2 separate regions of the Homo sapiens genome follow, and region 2 is linked to region 1. Evidence: chromatin contacts called from ENCODE Hi-C or POLR2A ChIA-PET data. All regions are on one chromosome and are shown on one strand. Each heading gives the region's core, a stretch centred on a gene start or an enhancer-like site at or near the end of the contact. The rest is flanking DNA. Distances are from core to core; before and after follow the strand shown.

Region 1 (3,526 bases), core at 932-3,431:
CCCCTCTAATCCTGGATTCTCATTGTCCCTGCACAGACAACAAATGCCTCCTAGGCATTCAGAGGCTGAGCAGAGCCAACTCTGCCTCGGTGAGTAGTGAGCGTGGCCAGCAGGGCAGACATCCACCAGCCATCCTCACTCAGGCCCTTGGAAGCCTGTGGGCTCCCGGCACCTTCCCTGTGCCAGGAGCCCTGAGCCCTGGGCTTCCCCAGCCAGACAATAAGCCACCCTTGTCTCTTCACCATGGGCCTCTGCAAAGCACAGGCACTCCCCAAGTGTGGGAATTGCAGAGATGGAAGGAGTCTCTCATTTGCCTCAAGGGCAGTTGCGACTGGCGTGCGGCCTGTCCTGATGAAGTTTCACCCTTCTGGCGAGGACATGCTGGTGAGGACATCAATTTAGCCACAAGCCAACTTGCTTGGTCATTTATGACAGCTGGCTTTGCCCAGATGGCTCAGGGCTCACCTGCAGCCACTGTTAGGGGACCTACAAGGCACCAGCTTCAACTTCCCTTCACACAGGCAATTCACACCTCAGGGAGGCCCAGGGAAGGGCCCACGAACACCCTATCTGATATACATAAGGAATCGGAGGTGAGGATGTCTCCTGAAGTGACGGGTGATGCACTCTCAGGCTTTCCACCCTGGACTGCCTCTTCTTCAAAAAGAATAAAACAGATTAATCCAACAGATGAACTGTCTGCTGGGATCTGGGCATGTCCACAGTACTGGGGACACAGCAAGATACAGAGCAAAGTCTGCCTGCAGCGACTGCACTCGCCCACCTTTGCAACTGGTGCCTCCTGGAGAGCAGTTGGTTGCAGTGAGGTGCTGACCACCTCCCTCAGAAATGACTTCAGCAACAATCACCCCGAGTGTCTGACTCACCGGCTGCTCTGGTTCTTCCCTGCCAGCCGCAGTGGCACAGCAAGGCAGCAAATCTTTGGAGCTCTCGGCCATACAGGACAGAGCACAAGTACCCCATGATTTCCAGGAATTCCCACAGCCTTGGGGTCTGGTTTGGTGAAAGGGGATGGGGAAGGCTATGCCCTGAGCAATCACTATTCGGCATTACAGTCACCTGTGCTCCAAGCTGCAGAATACAGCCCCACTCCTGTTTTTGTTTTTTCTTTTAAAAAACACTTTGTTTTTCTCCACCCAATTTTCTTTTTAAAAATTTTTTTAAAGAAATTAAAAAAAAAAAAAAAAAAGAGCAGGCTGGGCGTGGTGGCTCATGTCTGTAATCCCAGCACTTTGGGAGGCCAAGGCAGGAGGATCACTTGAGCCAAGGAGTCAGAGATCAGCCTGGGCAACATAGTGTGACCCCATCTCTACAAAAAACTGAAAAATTAGCCGGCACATGCCTGTCGTTTCAGCTACTTGGGAGGCTGAGGTGGGAGAATCGCTTGAGCCCAGGAAGTCAATGCGGCGGTAAGTTGCTGCGTTCGTGCCGCTGCACTCCAGCCTGGGTGACAAGAGCAAGAAACTGTCTCAAAAAAAAGAGAAAAAAAAGAGTTCCTGGTCTGTTTTTCTGGCAGATCCCAGCCATGTCCAGGCCCAAGGCCCAGGACTCAAACTGGTGCCTCCATTTCCTTTGATCCCTGTGCAGAATTGCACAGACTTGCTTTGAGCCAGATTCCCATTTCTGATAGTCTTTGCAGAAAGCCTGAAACTCATCCTTTAAGGCCTAAGGACTTGAGGGAAGCCTTCAGCACCTGCAGCTGGGGAGGCAGGAGTTCTTGTCAGTCTCTTGGTACTGGTAACGGGCAGTGCACACGTTGACGTTAATGAGACTTAAAAAGCTGCAGCATCTGGCTGCCTGGCCAGGTGGAAAGAAAACCCACAGCAGCATGTGGACGAAGGCACTGCCTCTATTTCCCTCCAGAAAGCAACACAACTCAGGTGAGAGCTGCCGGCTCACCTGGCTACACATACAAAAGCAAAGCCAAGATCCAAGCACACACGCTTATTCCAAGGTGGAAGTTCATCTCCAAAGCTGTGCAGGAGGGTGCTAGGGGCTGGCGCAGTAAGTAAGCAATTCAAATTAATGAATTGGCTGATTGACTCCAAGTTCGATTTAAATTCACAACAACCAGGTTCTGTATTTGTGCTCAGGGATGCCCCATCCCTCTCACGGGACTGGCTTCCGGCTTCTTCCAGGGTTTGCTCCTTATTCCAGTTAGGTATTCAGTGTCGCCAAGCCAGGGCAGCCTCGTGACTACAGTGAGTTGCTAACAGCAGGGCAGCACTGTTTCAAACAGACACCCAAACACCTGTTTTTCTTGTTAAGTAAAAACAAGTTAATAGTCACAGCAAAACCATGAAAGAAAACCACAAGTGACCTAAGGATTTCTGACTCACCCCCAGCCTGGGTACTTTGTGATATTCCACCAAAAGCATCAGCCACCTGCAGCTGCCCTGAGAACTGCTGATCAGCAGTCCTTTTGTCTCTCCAAGTCAGGGTAATTACCCATGTGTGCCCTGCCCCCAGATGGCTCTTGCCTTCAGAAAAAAAGAACAGAGAAAAAAAAACGAAAACCACCTTCCCTCTAAGCCCAAGTGACTAAGAAAAGCTGGCAGGGACCCTCCCTCAGACCATAATGGTGGGAAACCTCTTGCAAAACAGTTTTCTCTGCAAGATAAACTGTCTGTTCCCAGCAGCCAAGTGCCACACCCGAGAGAGGGTGAGAGGTTTCCTTTAAGAAGCCTCCAGAAAACATCATGAACAGTTGCTCCCCTATGCACTAGGAATAACTGTGAAGAGTTACACCCTAATAAAGATTTTTTTGTTCTTTTTTTATTTTAAGTGTAGCCTCCAGGATAGGCCCAGCATCTGCACTATTCTAGAAACCAGTGCTATGGAGCTCCAGCTCAGCCTAGACCTGGTAACCTCCTATGGGCAGAGGGACGGCCACACACCAGGCCCTGTCCCTGTTTGATCACTTACTGTCACAAGTCTAGCTGTCCAAGGGGGCGCAGGGACCTGTCAGGCCTCATAGCCATTCTAGAAGAGGTGGCCCACGTGAAAGTTGTCATGCTCTGTGTCACATAGCTCAGGTCTTGTGGTCCCACCTGGAAGGAACTGGGACTGGGCTGCAAGCCAAGGCTGCCTTCTATAGGCTGAACCATGCACAAGCGGCAGTAGGCTATGAGTTGCCTGTTCCCAAATGGTACCCACTAGGCTGCCTTGCCAGGGACTGGGACCCTCTGACCCCACCAGAGTCTCCTTCTCAGCAAGGGCAGGCGAGGGGACAGCCCCACTTCATCTGCCCGCAATACCCTTGTGCCTCCTGAGCCTCCATCCACCTGCAAGTGCTGTGCCCTGTGCCCGGCTGGGCTCCCTATGAGCCCAGGGAACACCTCTGCCCTCTAAACGACCGCCAGTGGGCACAGTGTTCAGGCCATGCTGCCAAGGCAGCAGCTAGGAATTCAGGAATTCAGAGAAGATGCGAAGGACAGAAATATGAAGGGACTGCTGGGGCACCAAGGTGAGGAGGGACAGGGTTGCCAAACCCCATGTGTAGGAG
Region 2 (3,184 bases), core at 451-2,950, 180 kb after region 1:
GCTGAGGCGCGAGGATCACCTGAGGTCAGGAGTTTGACACAAGCCTGGCCAACATGGTCAAACCCTGTCTCTACTAAAAATACAAAAAAAAAAAAATTACTCAGGCATGGTGTGGGCGCCTGTAATCCCAGCTACTTGGGAGGCTAAGGCAAGAGAATCGCTTCAACCTGGGAGGCAGAGGTTGCAGTGAGCCGAGATCGCGCCATTGTACTCCAGCCTGGGGGACAAGAGCAAAACTCCGTCTCAAAAAAAAAAAAAAGAAAAGTTATTCTGGATATAATTATGTCACAAAACATGACACAAGTTTTGTTCTTCCTCCTGCTAGAAATAAATGAGTACTGGGACACTTGAACTTGGAACACAAGTAAAAAGTGCCTTATAAAACTTACAAGGGGCAGGGCGTGGTGGCTCACGCCTGTAATCCCAGCACTTTGGGTGGCCGAGACGGGTGGATCACGAGGTCAGGAGTTCAAGATCAGCCTGGCCAAGATGGTGAAACCCCATCTCTACTAAAAATACAAAAATTAGCCAGACAGTGATGGCGGGCGCCTGTAATCCCAGCTACTTGGGAGGCTGAAGCAGAGAATTGCTTGAACACGGGAGCCAGAGGTTACAGTGAGCTGAGATGGCGCCACTGCACTCCAGCCTAGGAGACAGAACAAGACTCCTTCTCAAAAAAAAAAAAAAAAAGAAAACCCCACAAAAAAAAAAACCTTAAAAGAAAACAAAATTCAGCTGGTCTTCCTATATTTTATTCAACAGAATAACCAACATCAACGAACTTTTGACTTTATGAAACTTTAGTTCTGCAATTTTATAATGTTATTTTCTTATAACTTTGAGAGAAAATTACAGAATTGTTAAAGAATTATCATTTTGTACCGATTAATGCCACATATTTAATACTTTTTCAGTACCCCAAACTTTTAGAAATGTTTTTACTTGTTAGGTGCAACATAAACAGCTACACGTAAAAATACTATTAAATTTATATGCTATAAATAACAGTATCAGCAATGATTCCTACAAACACTACCCTGCCAAAAAAAAAAAAAAGAGACCCAAATGCACACTAACGGGAGCTTAAGTCTCCACAAGAGCTTCCCCAGCCTTTCTAGAGGACGGTGAAAACAGGCTGAGAGCCCGAGGCTCAGAAAAACAGCTCAGAGGGGCTGGAGGCCAGTCTGAAAGCTGAGGCTGCACATGGGATGCTACGCACAGCTCAGGAAAGAGGTTGGCAAGCAGGAGCCGGAAGGAGCACCCCAGCCCGCAGGCCAGGAGCGCCCGCAGGCCCCCTCAGCCCCGGAGCACGCTCAAGGCCCTCCCTCGGGTTCCCAGTACCCCGGGTTTCCAGACCTACGGCCACCAGGGGAGGCTCGGCCTCGGGACGGGTGCGAGAGTCACGCGGCGCGCGACAGACCACCAAGTGCTGCGGTACGGCGCCCGCACCTGTATAACTCGGGACGCGTCAGGCGCGGCGAGCCCCGGCTGCTCCCCGGAGGCGCAGGGGCCGAGGAGGCCCGAGGGCAGCGGCGGGGTCCTTCACAGTGACTCTTGGGCCGCAGCAGCTTCTCATTCCCTCTCCCTCCCCTATTCTGGAGGAAGAACGGGCAACAGCAGCGGGCTCGAGTGCTAATGGCAGGAAGGCGTGCGAGACGTTCAAATGGACGCGTCCATCTTGACTTTCCCGTCTTGCCTCGCGCCGGGGCGGGGCATCGCGGGAGGTGCGCGGCGTCCTAGCAGTCCTGGCGCCTGCGCTGTTGAGGGAAGACCGCGGCGGGTTACAACTTGGGGGCTATTTCCACCTTCCGTGCGACTGATGCGAACCCCGAAGCCGGACTCTGTCTGCTACAGTCCTGGCGTCCAAGTTCTCTTTAGCTCATGTCACTAGGGACCTGAACTGCCTTATAGATCTCAGGGTTTTTTCTTCTGGTTTCGCTTCCGCCTCCTGACCCCACGTGGAGGTAGGCACCTCAGGCTGAGGGTGGGGAGCAGGGGTTGCTGATTTTCTCTACGTGCAGTGAATGCTCTATGCCTTTTTCGGTCCATACTCTTCGAAGAGTGGATGAACTGTGTGAAGGTCCTCACAGAAACGTTGCTTGCAATTCCCAGATTCAGAGACACTTCTTAAGGCGATTCAAAGACCCAAGTTAAGAACCCCAGCGGCCACTCGCGCCTGTAATCCCAGCACTTTGGGAGGCGAGGCGACAGGATTGCTGGAGCCCAAGAGTTTGAAACCAGCCTGGGCAATATAGCGAGACCCTGTCTCCACAAAAGAAAAATTTTTTTAATTAGCCTGGAGGCGTGGTGCGCACCTGTAGTCCCAGCTGCTTGGGAGTCTGGAGGATCACTTGAGCAGGGAGTTTGAGGCCACAGTGAGCTATGATCGCGCCACTGCACTCCATCCAGCCTGGGCAACAGAGCAAGACCTTGTCTCAAAAAAAAAAAAAAAAAAAGAATGGGTTATAGGAGAAAGGTTAGAAACAAAGATTCATGAAACAGTTAAATACAAATATACCTAATTGATATTTTAAACTTTTGTTTGTGTGTGTGTGTGTGTGTGTGTGTGTGTGTGTGTGTGTTTTTCTTGAGACAGAGTCTCGCTCTTTCGCCCAGGCTGGAGTGCCGTGGCACAATCTCGGCTCACTGCAACCTCCGCCTCCCGAGTTCAAGCAATTCTCCTGCATCAGCCTTCCAAGAAGGTGGGATTACAGGCGCCCGCCACCACGTCCAGCTAACTTTTGTATTTTTAGTAGAGACAGGGTTTCACCACGATGGCCAGGCTGGTCTCGAACTCCTGACCTCGTGATCCTCCCGCCTCGGCCTCCCAAAGTGCTAGGATTACAGGCGTGAGCCACTGCGCCCGGCCAATATTTTAAACTTTTTTAAAAAAAAAAAGTTTAGCAACCCCATCAAAAAGTGGGCGAAGGACGTGAACAGACACTTCTCAAAAGAAGACATTTATGCAGCCAAAAAACACATGAAAAAATGCTCACCATCACTGGCCATCAGAGAAATGCAAATCAAAACCACAGTGAGATACCATCTCACACCAGTTAGAATGGTAATCATTAAAAAGTCAGGAAACAACAGGTGCTGGAGAGGATGTGGAGAAATAGGAACACTTTTACACTGTTGGTGGGACTGTAAACTAGTTCAACCCTTGTGGAAGTCGGTGTGGCAA

The links. A loop is a pair of places that touch in the nucleus more often than their neighbours do. ChIA-PET counts read pairs that join two places held with the same protein, here RNA polymerase II (POLR2A). Pooled maps may share reads with other maps.
Region 2: a loop to region 1 is called in a pooled map, with 4 times the contacts of the local background. The contact joins the promoter of ANAPC1 here to the enhancer-like site in region 1. A Hi-C loop is called at or near these places in 1 of 50 pooled maps. POLR2A ChIA-PET finds 5 or more read pairs at or near these places in 2 of 52 experiments (activated CD8-positive, alpha-beta T cell and activated T-cell).

Annotation. Positions count from the first base shown.
Region 1 is chr2:111,703,615-111,707,140 of GRCh38, forward strand. No RefSeq gene overlaps it. Among named protein-coding and RNA genes, the nearest start is that of MIR4771-2, 66 kb to the right of the region's middle. RefSeq lists enhancers at 1,636-2,421, 2,422-3,205 and a silencer at 2,258-2,552. Within about 2 kb of position 2,182, at least 7 of the 41 ENCODE cell types and tissues checked have a DNase peak (open chromatin) inside an H3K27ac peak, as active enhancers do.
Region 2 is chr2:111,882,493-111,885,676 of GRCh38, forward strand. It overlaps ANAPC1 (anaphase promoting complex subunit 1), which reads right to left and starts at 1,701. Exons shown (of 48, transcript NM_022662.4): 1 at 1,450-1,701. RefSeq lists enhancers at 938-1,731, 2,075-2,224.